2 separate regions of the Mus musculus genome follow, and region 2 is linked to region 1. The links are chromatin loops, found by intact Hi-C in ENCODE. Cell type or tissue: heart. All regions are shown on one strand. Links, peaks and the distances in the headings refer to the core of each region. The heading gives the core; the rest is flanking DNA. Region 1 has its middle 11 kb from the start of Gm35572. Region 2 holds the start of Haus8 (4HAUS augmin-like complex, subunit 8).

Region 1 (8,729 bases), core at 192-8,191:
AAGTGGTCTCCCTCCAATATGCTGTAGCACCATTTCCCTGCCGCCCCTGGAATGCCCTGTGATGTTCAACATGAGCACATCAATCTGTTGGCCCAGGACCTGAAGGGCAGTTGAACACCAGACATGTGAGCCCCGCTGCTCCCATCTCCCATTTTGGATGCTCTCAGACCTGAAATCACAGGTGTGACTCTACAGCACAAGCCTAAAGGCCTTCAACATACAGTGTTTCAAAACAGCAGGAAACAAACTCTCAAGTAGGTAAAGCCCAAACACACGCAGCCAGCCCCATAGCCAGATCCACAATCTGCAGAAAACTCCCATCTGTGGATCAGTGCCACTAATGCCTAGTGCCCAAAGAGGCCACAAGAGGGCACTGGATCCCCTGCAACTGCAGTTGCAGATGGTTGTGAGCAGCCATGTGGGTGCTGGGAACTAAACCTGGGCCCTCTGGAAGAGCAACCAGTGCTTTTAATACATGGTCAGTTCTGAAGCCTCTACTTCTAAATGTCCTAACTACCAAAAGGAATGCAGTGGTACAGACACATATATACATGCAAAACACATATACACAGTAAAAAAATTTAAAAATTAAAAAATAAAAGACATCTAGACATGGTTTACTGTCTTCAGGACCAAAAGTTGATGGCCCTGAGGGCAGAAGTGCCTGACAACTAGACTGGATTCCTGGAGCCCACACAGAGAGCCAGATGTGTCAGTGCAAGTCTGTAGTTCCACAGTGAGACAGGAGGAGATAGGAGGTACTCAGAAGCTCAAAGCCCAGCTTGCCTGGGGTACACAGCACCACTGCTGCAGAAACGGGAGACTGTGACTCAGAAACAAGGCAGAGGTTAGGTGAGGTGGCACACTATTGTCACCTTGGTATTTGGAAGTCAGAGGCAGAAGGATCATTGAGTTCAAAGCCAGCCTCCCATATATAACAAGTTGGAGGCAAGCTTAGGATACATCAGACCATGTCTCAAAAAAAAAAAAAATCAAACAATAATGAAAAAAATTAAAAAGGAAGGAGAGAAAACTCATCTCAGGTAATAATTTGGGGTGGGGGTTCAAGACAGGGTTTCTCTGTGTAGCCTGGCTGTCCTGGAACTCACTTTGTAGATCAGACTGGCCTCGAACTCAGAAATCCGTCCTGCCTCTGCCTCCCAAGTGCTGGGATTAAAGGTGTGTGTCACCATCACCCGGCAAGGAAACTCATCTCTCAAAAGTCCTGTGACCTCCGTTGCTGTTTTGGGCCTGTCTTTTCAGACAGATCTCACTATGAAGACCTGGGTACCCTGGAACCCATTATGTGAATCAGGCTGGCTCAATCCACAGGCCTGCCTCTACTTCTGGAGGGCCATGTTCTGGTTTAGTTGTTGTTGTAGTTTCAGACAGTCTCACACTGTGGCCTGACCAGCCAAGGTCCTGTGGTCTAGGTCCTGCCTCTGCCTCCTGAGTGCTAGGGTCCCAGTTGTACACCACAGGCCTTGGGACATTTGTTTCTTTCCATATTTTGTGTTTGCACCTGTGTCAGGATGCACAAGTGCGTATCAGAGGACAATTTGCAGGATTCCACCATGTGGATTTTGGGGATTGAACTCAGATCACTGGGTTTAGCAGTAAGCACCTCTACTTGCTGAGCCATCTCACTGGCCCCTGGAAGCTGGTTTAAATGTTAATCATTTTAATCCAGCAGATACCAGTCATTCCCACCCTCCATGAATCTCTCTAGAGAAACAAAGAGGAGGCAGGTGAACATCCCCAGCACTGTGTTTCTAAGATCCCTGAGCTAGAAACCACCACAGCAGCCATAGCTAGAGGATGGACAACTTCAACATAGCACAGGTACCAAAAGGTACCACCCTCTGATACTTAGATGGAACCACAAAACTGGAAAAACACTGGCCCCCAAACACTACACACAGACCTGACAATTCTGCTCTTCTACACCCCAAAGCTCAGGAACTCAAATCCCAGGATGGGACTGTATGCAGTGTGGCTTGCATTTAAAGGCAGAAACACACTAATGATGAATGGATAAATAAAATATAGTCCAACCACAGGGGGAACAGCCCTCAGGTACAGTAGGAATGCTGCACTAGTCCACAGCACATGGGTGAAGTTAGGAAACATGATGTGGCTATTGCTCAGCTGGCAGGGTGACTACCCAGCATGTGGAGTCCTGGGTTCCATCCCCCAAAATGTAGTCTGAAGGTGGTTGCACCTGCCACCCCAGCACTGGGGCAGTGGAAGCAGGAGGATCAGGAATGCAAGGACATCCTTGGTTACATAGGGAGTTTTGGCCAGCCTGGTCTGCATGACAAAAACAAAGAAATATCCCAGCACAGACAGTGTGTGTGTGTGTGTGTGTGTGTGTGTGTGTGTGTGTGTACCCCCACTGACAAGCAATGTCCAGAACAAGCCAGTCCACTGAGGCAGGAAGCAGAACAGAGGCTGCCAGGGGTTGGAGTGATGGGTATTCTAGGGCTATGGACAAGTTCTGGAATGGACAGCTGTGAGGGTTGCACAACACTGAACTACTGAGGAACTGTCTGCTTTCAATCATGAATTTTACACAATTTCAATAAAGTGGAAGTACTCAGGGTGTGTATTCCATTCTCTAAAACCCAGCTAGCCACACAGGAAGCTAGCTGACTGCTGGCTGCTGGCTGCTGGCTGCTGACTGTTGACTGCTGGCTGCTGGCTGCTTCTGGGTGACAAGATACAGAGGGTCAGGAGACCCATGTGCTTCTGATCTTGGTCATAGTAGCAGGCTTATACCACAACCTACAATGCCACACAAACTTCCTGTGACAGGTTCACACTTTTATATTGAGGATGGCCTGGACCACAGAGGGAGGACAACACTGCAGGTGACAGTGCCCACCGAGTCTGAAAAGAAGTGAATTTTTAGGATCACCTCTGCTTGAAGCAGAGCACCTACTCCCACAATGTGTCCTGTGAGCTCCACAGAACACTAACACTTACACACTAACAAAATGGAAAGTCGAACAAATCCCACTGATCAAAAAGTAAGAAATAGGCTTGGTAATGCATAGCAGTACTTGCGAGGCTGAGACAAGAGGATCCCTAGTTCTAGGCCAGCCTGGACAACAACTAGACAGACCCTGCTTCATTCAGCAAGGACAGGGTTGGGAGTCTGTAGGAACAGTAAGGGGTTGGGATGGGGTTCACAGCCATACTTGCCTGGCAGTTCAGGCCACTCTGAAACTCAATCATAGAAAGTTCCAGGTGGTGACACCAGAGTTCAAGAACATTTTGTGTGAGAAACACAGGGACTCAAACTGAAATTCTATGCCTTAATCAGTCTACACCTACATGCCTTAACACACCTACATGCCAGTTATTCACTGCCTGTTGGCCTTCAATCAAAGATGGCCTATAGAATCAACAGGGGGTCATGCAGATGACATCAACTAGTGATGGTGTAGATACTTAGTCTGCTGCATGATATTTGCAAAATGACAACAAAGACTAATGATGTACATTGAAAAACATCTGCCAAATGAGACCTGACTGCACACTACTTGTGGACCCACAAATGCACATGCTCGTGAGTACACACACAAACACACTTGCCCTGTGCACACAAGATCATACAAACATGCCCTCATGCAAGCTCTGCCACACATTTATACACATGAGCCTTCAGACATGCACCCTTGGGTCCATGCCCAATACCACAGAAACTTGCCCACAGCCAGGTTCAGTGAAAACTACCCCTCCTAGAGCTTGCGTTCTGGGAGGTGACTCCAGTGTGCCTGTCAACTGCAGGCGCAGGAGCCCTGGTTTGTTTGCCAACAGGCTGCCTGGAAACTGGTGGCCAGGGGTTACACTGCTGCCCACCCAGTACCTAACAGGGACTGTCTCCCATGGGAAAGTCCAGAAAGGTCTGTTGATAGGTTCTGTCTAGTCCCTGGGGCATAAGGCTAACGGGGAAAACTAACAGAGCTAGGTCAGCAAGCTCCATCCCAAACCGGAAGGATATTGATAAGGTTTCTTGCTCATAATGCTTGTAGCCCTGCCAGGCTGTGGGCAGAGGAGGGCAAGAAAGTCAGCTAGTGTCGTGTTAGGAGACTGTTCCTTTGACAACTCTCTTTTCCCATGTTAGAGTGCCTACTTCCTGGAAAATCCCTCCCATGGGACCTGCCTAGGGAGCCTTTGTCCACTAGCCATCCCCTACAGGAGCATCCTGATGCAAGGATGAAGCCTTCCTGAAAGCAGCATGGTACCCACCTTCAAACCTTTGTCCAGCTGCCCACAAGCACTTGGGGGTAAAGTGGGGGAAATAGGGTTTTAAATCAATGAAAGCCTGGCTCAAAGATAAAAACCTATACACAGAGACAGAGACACTAAGAGAGACAGGGACTTTACTGCTGAGTCACAGTTTTGAGAACTAAAGCTTCATGACCATGCAAGTGCTTCACAAAAGCACCGGGAGAGTCCCTGTCTGCAGTTATCTAACAGTAGGAGTCTCCATGAAGATTGTGTCACCCTGAGGACATGACTATATTAATAAAACCAGGCAGCATGCAAACAGACCAGAGGTTACAAACAAGACTACCAGGCTGGGGCCACTAAGTGATAGGGTGCTTTTGGCATGATGAAGGCCCAAGTTCCATCCCTGCCATCTTATTAACAAGCAAACAGAATCTGCTGGGGGTGTAGCTCAGTGATTAGGCCCTGGCCTAGCATATGTGAGGTCCTGGGCTCCATCCATCAACACCCATTCCCTACCCCAAACCCACCAGGTCCAGGGATCACTGTCAACCCTCAGGACTGCCATGGTACAAGAGGAGAAACAACTCCCCTGATTTGTGCCTGACCCCCACATGGATGCCATGTGTGCCCCCATGCCGAGTATATTTAAGAAAAGCAAGAGTATGGGGTTGACAGGCACTTGCTGTTGCCCTTGCAAGAGACCTGGATTTGCTTCCCAGCACCCACACCACCCAGCTCAGCAGGTTTCAGGGAGGAACTGGATATGTAGCCCTGTGCCACCAGCATCGTCCAGGGTGGGGAATGCAGCTTCTGAAGAGGAATGCAGGCCTGGCCTCCAGACCTGCACCTTTGAGGCCTGTCTTGAGAGCCTGACGCCATGACAAAAGAGACTCCAACTCTCCAGAGGCCCACTGCAGTCAAATGACACCTCATGATGGAAACAACCAGTCCCCAAAGGCATGCCACTGAGCAGAGAAAGCTTCAGACTCGTTTCTGTGCCCTCCCCCAATAACATGAACCCTTTCATGAACTAGGTGGCAATACATTGAGGCAGGAGGATCAGGACTTTAGTGGACAAAACTGGGCTCTATGAATCAGTGTGTCTGTCTGTCTCTCTCTCTCTGTCTGTCTCTGTCTCTCTGTCTCTGTCTCTGTCTCTCTCTGTCTCTCTCTGTCTGTCTCTCTCTCTCTCACTCTGTCTCTCTCTCTGTCTGTCTGTCTCAAATCAGAGCCAGGAAGAATTTCAGCATGTAGGGTCCTTGTAGCCAAGCTCAATGACCCACTTCAGCGCCTGAGACCACACATGGTAGGTCAAAGTGACTCCCATGGTTTGTCCTCTACCTTCTACACACACCCCTCCAATGAGATGAATACACATGGAATAACAAAATTTAACAGAAATATTAGTGAAGACAAAACAGACAGACACTTCCTAAAAGGACCCTGGCAGCCCTCACCTTGCACTCTCCTTCCCTTTGTCTTGGGAACAGCACAAGCACCAGCAGCTGCAGACTTCCTGCAAGAGAGGAGAGAGATGTGCAAAGACCAGAGCTGCCTGCCTCCTGCTGACAGTGGGAGCTGGGCCCTAGGTGAGGGCTGCTCCCAGGACAGGCTCCACAGGAAGAATACCACCTTTCTCACACCCTAGTGGGTGTCAGAACAATGGCTACAGGGCTCCCCTCACTCCTCAGATGCCTCTGTGTGACTCAGAGCCTCTTAGTAAACAAAATATCTTGTTAACAGATGCTATGATTCAGGAATTTCTTAGTGGCTTTGGTTATCATTTCTCTCTCCTGAAGACCTGCCATCCGCACAGCTCAGCCTCGTTGACTTCTAGGACATCTCCTAGGGTCTGTGGAGCATGAACTGCTCAACACCATCCTACAGCACCTTCTTGACTGAGAATTCTGACTAAGCCTTCCATCCCTGACGCCACTATGAGAATCCTCACCATAACTCCCCCACCCCACCCACCCCAGTGTCCAGGCATGCTCAGAAGCCAGACTCTGCATTGCCCACTGTCTCTTGGATCTCTTCCTCTAATCCTCTCTTAAATCATTCCGCTATTTTTTAAGAAAATATTTTTTGTTGTTGATTTTTTAAGACAGGGTTTCTCTGTTTAGCCCTGGCTGTTCTGGAACTCTCTCTGTAGACCAGACTGGCCTGGAAATTAGATATGTGACTGGTTGTGGATAGCCCTGGAGCTAATTATATTTGATGTTAATTCCGATCTCCAATGTGAGTGGCTGCGAATAAGGAATGAGTCAGCACTTAGGTGATTTCCTGTACACCTTCTTCCCACCTTAATTTGTAAAATCAAGGCTAGAGCCAGTGACTGGGCAGATAAAGGAAAGGTGGAACTGAAAGTGGAGAGAGAGAAGGAGGAGGAGTGGGAGAGAGAGGACGATGGAGGAGGAGGTGAAAATAAAATGGAGCAGAAGCATGTAGCCTGGAGAAACCGCAAGTTCTAAGGGGTCTCATAGATGGGGAAGATGGTAGTGTAGTGGTAGATCTGCCCAATCTAGGTGCACAGCATGAAATCATATTAACTGAGTCGTGTTTTCATTGCCAGTCATATTTGGGATGGAGAGATTTACTGCAACAGCCTCTGCCTCTTGAGCACTGGGATTAATGGTGTGTGCCAGCATGTTCAATTAAAAACTAACTAGTGGCCAGACTCGGCAGCACATGCATTTAATTCCAGCAATTGGGAGGCAGAGACAGGTGGATCTTTGTGAGTTCCAGGACAGCCAAGGCTACAAAGTAAGAACTTGTCTCACAGATAAATAAGAAAAAAAAATTAAAAATATTTTGTTGTTGAGATAGGATGTTAGGTAGGTAAATCAGGCTGTCCTTGAACCCTGGATCCTCCCACTTTCACTCTGGTGCTAACAGGCATGCTTCACTCTTGACCTTCACTGAGCACACCCGGGTGCCACCAGGTGTGCTACTCTAAAGTAATTACTTTGTAACTCCCAAATCTTCATCATGTCACAAAACTCCTTTCAGGAAATAAAGAAACCTGAATGCTAAGGAACAATAGGCGCCACAATACTTCCAAAGCTCACTCTAACACAGATGCCTCTGATGCCACAATAAAATGGTCACAGCTGGAGGTGGGAATCCCTCGACTCAGGAGGGGTTGGAGGATTCGGTTTTTGGTTTTGGTTTTGTTTGTTTGGGGTTTTTTTGTTTTTGTTTTTGTTTTGCTACAGTGTGTTCAAAGCGAGTTCGGGCTACAAGACACCCATCTCAAAACTATACCAGAAAATGCCTAACATAAAACAGAGAAGTTTGAATGGGCTGCAGATGCGAAAGTTAAGCACTTTGAGGTAAGCCACCTGCTGCCAGCACAACCCCAGTTCTGAGCTGCATCTGGGACCTTAGCTCACTAACACGCTCAAAGAATAGAAGCCTTCCAAACTGGGAGGAATTTGGGCAGTTACTCTGGGGATGCCAGTTCTCCAGCTCGGCTGCCTGTCAGCCCAGGATCTGGCCTTAGTCAAGCCTCAGGTGCCCCTAAATTCCGCCTAGCCTGGGCTCCGGACTCACCCTGTGCTCCGCTCTGATGAATCGGCCATTGTCCTACAGGAGTAGCTTCAAGAAGTTGGACAGACCAGAAGCGCCACTCAAGAGTGTGCAAAAAATACTGCTGGCGAGGGGCGTGGCTATCTTGGCACCCGCCCCTCTCAGCTGTAGAACTCTTGGCAAAGGGAATGCACCAACCCCAGTGGGGGGTTCGATGTGCCTTTTCAGGTGGGGCGTGATCTCGAGGCGCCCCGCCTCTCCCACCCGCCGGTGCCCCGCCCACCTAGCCCCTTTGGAAGCACCGCGCAAGGCTGGTTGTTTTGGTGCAGCAAGAGGACTGCCCAGGAATAGGCAGCCCTCCGAGGCCAAGGCCAGGTGAGTGGAGACAAGCCGGTTGCTCACTGGCTTACTCCTGTGGTCCTGAAGCGTGAGGGCTGGGGACTTGGGGACGGCTTACTCCTGTGGTCCTGAGGCGCGAGGGCTGGGGACATGGGGACGCTGAGGGGAGTTGAGTCTGTCGGCCTTACCTTGGCTTTGAATAGTGACTGCAGAGGCTGCGGAGAGGACATGGCTAAGGTGGCAACTGGGGGGAAAGATGAGGTTAGGGGATGACATGTAAATACAGGTGTCTTGACTCAACCCTGAGGCGGGGCTTATCCTTCCAGGTCACTGTGCTCACAGCCCTTTGCTAGACCTGTCATGAGGCTTGTGGGCATGGGGAAGGAGAAAGACTACCAGCTCCTGTCCCTGTGAGGCTTCAGGGCAGTCTCCTCCCCCCAGCTGTGTAAATGTCCTGAGGCTCCAGGGGACCCTGAGTTGTGTGACAGTCACTTCTGTTGAAGCTTGCTACTCTGCCTCTGAGAGGTGTGTACTGGGGACATGTCATGGTCAGTAGTGTGCAGTGCTGTGCATTGAGGAACTTGAGTAGTGTCCCAGCCTTGGCCTGTGAAGAGCCAATTGAC
Region 2 (8,729 bases), core at 730-8,729, 470 kb after region 1:
TGTTTTGATAATATGCTACATGTGCAAGTATATGCAGAAGGCAAAAGAAGGCATCAGATTTACATGGAGTTGGAGTTACAGCAGACTGTGAGCTGCCCTAGGTCTGTGCTGGGAACTCAACTCTGGTCCTCTGGAAAAACCCCTGGACACTCTCACAGTTCCTGCCAGGGTGTGAACTCATGGCTGTACAGATGAAACAGTTCCTATTCCCCCCACTGTCTCTGGGGCCAGCTCCAAGTCTGCCTTCCAGTCAACCTTCCTGCCTCATTCAAAAAAATTTAAAACTTTTAAGAAGCTTCTGTGGACCAATCGTCCCAGACAGGAGCTGGTCCATTTTGGAATTGCTTTGGGATGTTGTTCTGTGACTCGGAAATGCCTGGAAGGGGTACCTCATTCTGTGCTATTTGTAAGTTTCACCTGGCCCTTTACCCAGCACTCACAGCTGCAAACAGAACTCTAAAACAGCCCCTTGTAAACCATAGGCAAGCCAGGTATGGAGGTTCCTACATATCATCCTACACTTGGGAGCCTGAGGCAAGAGGACTGGGAGTTCAAGGCCAGTCTGGGCAACCAAAACAAAGTCCCCAAAGATCACCAGCTCTTTCTAGGCAGAATTCTTACCTCTCTGGATTCATCCTGAGCATAGGAGGAGAAAGGTCCAGAAAATTCCCTCACAGGGAGCTTCCCAGGACTGATGTGGCCAACCAACTTACCCACTCCGTAAAGTGTTTACTCAACAGAGAAGAAACTGGATGGTCATGGGGGGATGATCAGTCTTCCCAAAGCCCTCTATTAGATGATAGCCAAGTTTGTAACTGACCTAGTGTTAAGGGCTGAGATGCCTCTACCCTTTCATCATGCTCTTAACTCCTAAAGTCTGGGATACTTAAAAACTTTTATTTTTTTGTTCTTTTCTGAGACAAGTCTTACTATACAGCCTAGGCTGGTAACAACCTCAGGATCTTCCTGTCTCCTCACTTGAATGCTGGGATTTCATGTGAGGCCATTCTGAGCTCCCCATCCCAGCACTTTAAAAGATGACTACTTCAGGAGAAGATTAAAGTGAAACAAGATTTCCCCCAACATGGATCTTCATTTGTGTGGAAGTAGGACACAGGGACAAGCTCAGAAGAAGAGAACAGGAGACAAACAGGTAAGATGGCCACCTATGAGCCTGGGGTAGATTATCATGCAACCGCATGCAGGCAGCTGTGCCCATACTTGATCTTGGGACTTCTAGCCTTTAGAATCTCATGGCAGTAAAGTCTTGTGGGTTGTCCATCCAGTCTGTAATAGATACAAGCTTGCCAGAGTCAGCTCTAGCTTGACTCCATCCCTCTCTCTCACACACACACATGTATATGTGCATTACAACACATGGCAGAGCCAGGACCTACATAATGAGTCAACTCTGCCAGCTTATTCATCATCCAACAATCCTCCAGGCTGAACTCCTGAATCACTTCTCAGGGAGTCCTGAGTAGGAAATGAGCAGATGCCCAGCTCATCAGCGGTATTTTTTTCCAATGTGGCAAATCATGGAGAACTTTCCCAGACAAAATGGACAGAAGTGCAGAGACAAGGCCCTTTGTTCTGCTTCTCTGAGACGTAGAGGGCAAAAGAGAAGAGCCTGTCTTGCTCTGTGAGGAGGCCACGCCTGGGCCTGGCTGAATGGTGGGCCGGGCAGGGGCTGCCTGGCACAGCTAGATTGTGGACCTTAAAGATACAAAGGCCTACCAGGTGGGACACTGAGGCCCACACCTGAGAGCAGATCATCAGTCAGATGGGTCCCAGAGTGGATGACCTTCCCCACTGAAGTGAAGCAGCTATGCCATGATCATTGGTGAGACAGGGGAAAAGGAACAGGAGGGGATAGAAATGGACACGGACACACACACACACACACACACACACATACACACACACACACACACACACACACACACAGACCAAAAGAGGCTCAATGCGTGCACCGTGTGTGAAAGGATGGCTATCTTGAGAGCGTGGGCCCATGAAGGAGATAATGCAGCTTCTCAAAGGCATGTCGATTGGGCAACCTCTGAGAATGGAGTCTGGTATAGCTAATCTTGCAAGAAAAGTGACAGTTTGCTTCCAGATGGGGACAGAGTCTCCAGAAACTCAGGTCAGTGGTGATACAAGGAGAAGAGAAACAATGGCCCTGCTGTGCCTGCCAGGCTGCTTCGGCTGATTCACCTGCCCTACTCTTCCCCTGGTCTCCTTCCATGCAGTGGCCAGCGGGATCTAGCAATCAAGGCGTCCCCACCTCTCCTGACTCCTGCAGGTGACCCTGAGATGCACCGAGGCTAGCGGGGACTGCAGCACAGCATCTATAACCACCTTGGGTCCATTCCATGTGGCCCACTCTACTCCATACAACCCATCATCATCATTGGTCAACACACTCCTGCCAATGCAAGCTGGGGACACTACAGCATCACATGGTGCACAGATGGCCCTGGGGCAAAGAATGGCCCCCCACACCAGATGTCAGGACAGTTTGACAGCCAAACTTGGGTAAAGGCTATTTTAGAGGGTTAGGGAATACAGACACAGACTTGTTGGCTTTTTGCTTTCTTAGGGTGCTGTGGATATTTGGGCTGTTTGTGTGATAAGAGCTAGAGCATAAACTTAGCCTCCCAGCCTCGCTTCCTGGTTCTAGAAAAGTCTAGGGATCTATCTCCAAACCCAGCACCTGCCTGAGTCCATTTTGAGAAAGGACTCTTTCCTGGTGGTTGAATGGAAAAGAAAATTGAAACAAACTAAAGCAGAGGCTACAGCAAGTATCCCAAAGAGGAGAGTGACAGGATATCTGTTCCTGTCACTCTGGGTTCACCACTGACATGGCTTCCCAGGATTGACTGCAGACCAGACACTCTTCCCAGGAAACATAGTGGACCCCCCCACATCCCAAGTCTTGCTCTCAGTCTTCCCAATTCTGCCCCTGTGATAACTCATGTCACCTGTCATTGTGAAGGTCTGCCTAATGGGAATGCCATTCTTTCCATGTAAAGGGACAATAGCTGTTCCTCTGAGGCACAAGGAGATCTCAGCTCTGCTCTCAGGAGGCAGCCAACCACTTGGCACAACCAGCTCTTGCTTGGTTAATTTTGGACCCATTCACCACATGTTACCAGAGAGATAAGGAAAGGGAAGCCACAAGTTCATGGTCTCTTGTCAGGAAGGGAGTCAAGCCCAGGAGTCCTGAGTCCCCACCTGACCCACAAGGTACTAGCTAGACTTGAGAGAGGGTTTTACCCAAGTAGGAGGTCAAAGCCAGAGCATTGTGCTTCATGCAGGTAGCATCCTGGACACCTGACTGGAGGTGTGGCTCTATGGTGGAACACTTACCCAGTAAGCAAGCACAAGGTTCTAAGTTCCGTCCCCAGCATTTGCAGGGCAAGAGACAGAAAGTTGGAGCTGCATAAAACCAAAGGGTGTGTACCAGAAACATGAAAGTTAATAAGTGGGGTTAGCTCTGGAAAAAGGCTGACACAGGCCAATCCAAAGGAGAAATAGGCAGAGTCTTGCCCCAGGCCAGACCCCAAACAAGGCGCTTGCTTCTTCCAGGAGACCTCCACTGAGTCACAGCTCCAAGTAAGCAGGAGAAAAAGTGTGTCATGCATAGGAAAGTTCATGTCCTTCCTGGGGTCTCAGGACCAAAAAGTCTTCGATATTCCAAGGGGCATGACTTGCACCGTGTGCCCTTGGGCAAGCTAAGTTGAAAGATTTCTTCCAGAACATTCTTGAAGTGAATGGGGCAGTCATGTCTCTAAGGCTTCCTTTATATCCAGATTCCTGTACCAAATGGAGCTCTAAACCTGGCCTCCTTTCAGCAAGCACACAGCAGACAGGGAATACTGGTAAGGGGGGGGGGGGAGAAAGTGATGCCAATCAAAACCAGGCAGCTCCAAGGCCTTGTAGGAGCAGAGAGGCCGGTGACAATAACTTTATAGTTGCTCATGCCACCTCCAGCCATTCCTTGACACCTTAAGATACTGAAGTCTCAAAGACTAGACAATACCCAACAAGGTAAGGAGATACAACCTGAGGGGCTGCTAGGTGGATGTCTTAAAGTGCTGGAAAATGAGCCAAAGAGGCACAAAAGGACTCCCCTATAAAGCCTTGGGAGTTAGGGTCCCTAGAAAAAGAAGGGAGGGTTTGTTGGCAGCTGTGACTCCACGGGGCTGAGATCTCTGCCACCGCTGAGGTATACATTTCCTGTAAGTCATTTAAAAACAAAAAACAAAAAACAAAAAAACGTTTAAGTCCAAGGATGTGACTCTCTTGAGAGAGTGGCTTCCACCCTACCGGCTCCCTTTCTTCTGAAACGCAGTTCGGGTGTCAGAACCCCACCCCCACCCCGCAACCTCCTCTAGAGTCCAGCTACTCTTTTCTTGAGCAGAAAGTGATGTGCCTATCAAAGCAGAGAGAGAACCCAGAGGGCGCTGGGACTCGCCCTGGCGGATCACCCAGCTGTCCGGGAGTGAAGTCAGGAAGAAGATGAATCAAGAGGGGAAGGCGGGGGCGAGTCTCCAGAGGCTGCACCCCGTCATCTCCCTTTCCTCCTCCTCTCCACTCCTCCGGCCCTCTGAGGAACTGTTTTTGCGTGTCTTTCCAGGCCCACTCTTTTAGACGTTCCAGCCCCAACAGTGGGTTGCCACAGACCGTTTCCCATTCTCTGAGAGCCCGGCGCCTCTCTGACACCCTAGGGCTCAGACCGCGAGTGCAGAAGTCCCTTTCCCTAGCACGGCCCCTCGGCTCCGCCTTCCTGGCCTCCCCCGTTTCCTGAGATCCCCCCAGATGCCACCTTAGCCACGTCCTCTCCTCAGCCGCCGCTGAAAGACGCGGTAAGCCCGCCAGTCTCAACCCCCTCAGCGTCCACGCGTCCCCCAGGCCGCATCCTGCCCTCACGTCCCACGACTTCAGGAGCAACCCGGTGCACAACCCCGGCTCGGGTCTCCACTCACGGCCGCCGCGAGAACTTACCTGGACCTCGGGCCGCTGCGCGCCACCGGTCCCCGGCCAGCCTGCCCGCTGCTCCCGGCCGCCCCGCCCCGAAGCGACCAGCCTCGCCCGCCGCTGCACCGTGCGATTTCACTTCCGGGTTCCGGAGGCGCTGAGTGGGCGGGCGCCAACTCGTCGGAGAGGCGGGGCGACTCGAGGTCCCGCCCCATCTAAAGGCGCGCAGCGAACGCCCTCTGCGGTTGGTGCATTCCAGATGCTAAGTGTTCCACAGCTGAGAGGGGCGGGCGCTATGATAGTCACGCCCCTCCCCAGCAGTATTTTAGCCCGCTCAGGTTGGTGCCGGAAGCCCACACGTCTGAGGGACACCTTGGAGCCACGCCCTTTTTCGGCGCTCTTGGCCAGGCTGAACGAACTGTAGCAAGCTTGGAGCCCGCCCCGCGGCTCGCGTGAAGAGAGCACCCTCCGGCTTCCAGCACTACTCCCTGCCTCCTAGCGGGCGGGACCCTGAGACGCTTGCCTTTGAGTGGAAGGCGGGAGAATGGCGGATTCCTCAGAACGGGACGCAGGGTGAGTTGGGATCTCAGAAGGGCGGAATTTAGGGGCTCCTGTGGGTTGGCCAAAGACCAGATCCTGGGCTCACAGGCAGCGGAGCTGGAGAACTGGGATCTTATGAGCCAATGCCCGAATCTCTCCCAGACCAGAAGCCCAGGCTCTGAGCCGCTTCGGTGCGTGCTGGGGAGCTGGGGTCCCAGATGCAGTTCAGAATTGGGGTTGTGCGTGGACTTTGGTGGACATTCTCTCTTTTTCCCCTTGGAGACAGTGGTGTTTTTTGTTTTTTGTTTTGTGTGTGTGTGTGTGTGTGTGTGTGTGTGTGTGTGTGTGTGTATGTGTGTAGCTGATCCGGAGCTCTGTAGACCAGTCTGGCCTTGAATTCACAGAAATCTGCCTGCCAAGTGCTGGGTTCAAAGGCATGTGCCACCACCACCTAGCCTTCCTTTTTTTAAAGGAAAAACGTGACCCTACATGGTAGCACGACTTTAGTCCCAGCACAGACCTTTTCCTAGGCCTCAGGAGCTCTAGGGTTGCTTGTCGCACTCCCCTTTAGCCCTGACTCACTACACCCATGGGTGTTTGCTTAAGAGTCTGAAGGATGAGGGTCACGGGCTATTGTGACTGTATACAGCAAAGGACACTCTGTGAAGGTCAAGTGGGTGAAACAAAGGCTCTTGCCACCAAGCCTCATGATCTTATTTTGATCCATGGGTTTCATATGGTGAAAGTAGATAACTGATGTACTGGCCAGTTTTGTGTCAACTTGACACAGGCTGGAGTTATCACAGAGAAAGGAGCTTCAGTTAGGGAAATGCCTCCATGAGATCCAGCTGTAAGGCATTTTCTCAATTAGGGTCAAGGGAGGAGGTCCCCTTGTGGGTGGTGCCATCTCTGGGATGGTAGTCTTGGGTTCTATAAGAGAGCAGGCTGAGCAAGCCAGGGGAAGCAAGCCAGTAAGGAACATCCCTCCGTGGCCTCTGCATCAGTTCCTGCTTCCTGACCTGCTTGAGTTCCAGTCCTGACTTCCTTTGGTGATGAACAGCAATGTGGAAGAGTAAGCTGAATAAACCCTTTCCTCCCCAACTTGCTTCTTGGTCATGATGTTTGTGCAGGAATAGAAACCCTGACTAAGACAATTGACTACGCATTTTGTCCTCTGCCCTCCATGTGCACATCATGGCACACGAGCACTACAAACTACATAAAATGTAAAATGCTGAAATGCTAAGAGAAGAGGCCTATGGTAGGAGCCTCCTACACCTGAGACTCCCAGCCCTGAAAGGCAGGGGGTAGAGAGTAGGGATGCACAGTGGGCACAGGACAGGACAAGGCCATGTTACTGAAGCCTCTGTGAGTGGTGGGCAGGCTTTGGGGCACCATGAGGGACAACAGATGCACCTGCACTTTGTAGAACTACAGGGCCCCATGTTCTCCCATAGGCCCATGATTTGCCCCCAGAGCAGGGAGAAGCCCCCAGCTCCCAGCCCTGCTTTTGACTTGCAGGTGTGTCCAGAAGAGGTTGGGATCCCCTGGAGCTGGAGTTACAGGTGGTTGTGAGCCACCTCACCTGGGTGCTGGAGACTGAACTCAAGTCCTCTGTAAGAGCAGCAGACACTCTTAACCTATGAGCTGTCTGGCACAGCCAGGGCTGTGAAGTGAGATTTATTTGCTCTCTGAACAATCCCAACAACCTGAGTTTAGGTCCCCAGAAGCCACATAAAGACTGGATGCAGTAGTGTCTGTCTGTAATCCAGCACTTCCCACAGGGAGATGGGAGGCTAAAGCAGCACAGTCTCTAGGAGTAGGAGGCAGAGCTAGCAGGGCAAACAGAGCCATGGCTAAGAAAGGTAGAAGGTGAGAACCTTCGCTGAGGTTGTCCCTGACCTTTACACAGGCACCATGGTACACACAGTGGCACAGAAGCACCTGTACTCATACAAACACCATTCAGACTTACATGAAATAAAGTAATAAAAACAAAAGATTTGAAAATACAACTATTTGGGGACTGAAGAGATGGCTCAGCGGTTAAGAGCACTGACTGTTCTTCCAGAGAACCTGAGTTCAATTCCCAGCAACCACATGGTGGTTCACAACCATCTCTAATAGGATCTGATGCCTCTACTGGTGCATCTGAAGACAGGTACAGTGGACTCATTCATATGCATAAAATAAACCTTTTAAAAAATTCATTTGTGGGCTGGAGAGATGGCTCAGAGGTTAACAGCACTGACTGCTCTTCCAGAGGTTCTAAGTTCAATTCCCAGCAACCACATGGTGGCTCACAACCATCTGTAATGGGATCTGATGTTCTCTTCTGCTGTGTCTGAAGACAGTGACATTGTACTCACATATATAAAGTAGTAAATACATCTTTTTTTAAAAAAATCCATTTGTTTAAAAAATGTATAACTATTCTGTGACATATGAACATTGTGTGATCCCAGATGTTGCTAAGTCAGTAAAGTTTTGTTGCCACATGGTCCACCCATTCTGTCAGCCTCAGTACTAGAATGGCAAAGTTTAATAGTTGTTGGTTATAGTGACTGGGCAGCCTAGAAAGCTGACCCTTTGCAGAGAAGTACGTGTCATAGTCTCCTGCCCCCACCCTGCCACCTCATCCCTACAATTGGAGCTAAGAGAACAGATTCAGAATGTTCCAGGTCTTTCCCTCTTGCTTTCCTTCCATCATCCACCTAGCCCCTGTGCCGCATGTGGCCTTGTCAAGTCTCCTGTCCCATCCCTAAGCCCTCATACCTGTCTGGCTGTTGTCACATCAGCCTGATAAGACAGGGGTAAGCTCTGGTCCCGCTCTGTCCTATGAGGCTCTGAGTCACACAGAGGCTTCTGAGGAGTGAGGGAAGCCCGTAGCCATTGTTCTGACTCCCACTAGGGTGTGAGAAAGGTGGTATTCTTCCTGTGGAGCCTGTCCTGGGAGCAGCCCTCACCCAGCTCCCACTGTCAGCAGGAGGCAGGCAGCTCTGGTCTTTGCACATCTCTCTCCTCTCTTGCAGGAAGTCTGCAGCTGCTGGTGCTTGTGCTGTTCCCAAGACAAAGGGAAGGAGAGTGCAAGGTGAGGGCTGCCAGGGTCCTTTCAGGAAGTGTCTGTCTGTTTTGTCTTCATTAATATTTCTGCTTAATTTTGTTATTCCATGTGTATTTATCTCATTGGAGGGTTGTGTGTAGAAGGT

What was found. Peaks named below come from ENCODE experiments on the same cell type or tissue, not always from the same donor. Only the 100,000 strongest peaks of a DNase experiment are listed, where the experiment ranks them.
Region 2: it touches region 1 in a loop (18-fold over the local background); 23 of 42 quality-filtered maps call a loop at or near these places.

Annotation. Positions count from the first base shown.
Region 1 is chr8:71,741,170-71,749,898 of GRCm38, reverse strand. No RefSeq gene overlaps it. Among named protein-coding and RNA genes, the nearest start is that of Gm35572, 11 kb to the left of the region's middle. In heart, for the core only: no CTCF peak of the experiment used is centred there; no DNase peak of the experiment used is centred there; H3K4me3 peaks cover 603 bases; H3K27me3 peaks cover 576 bases.
Region 2 is chr8:71,269,108-71,277,836 of GRCm38, reverse strand. It overlaps Haus8 (4HAUS augmin-like complex, subunit 8), which reads left to right and starts at 5,247. Exons shown (of 11, transcript NM_001163042.1): 1 at 5,247-5,553; 2 at 8,553-8,611. The coding sequence starts at 5,525. It overlaps Myo9b (myosin IXb), which reads right to left and starts at 5,123. Exons shown (of 40, transcript NM_001142322.1): 1 at 5,008-5,123. In heart, for the core only: CTCF peaks have their summits at 5,255 and 5,465; DNase peaks (open chromatin) are centred at 4,556 and 5,266; H3K4me3 peaks cover 3,614 bases; H3K27ac peaks cover 2,887 bases.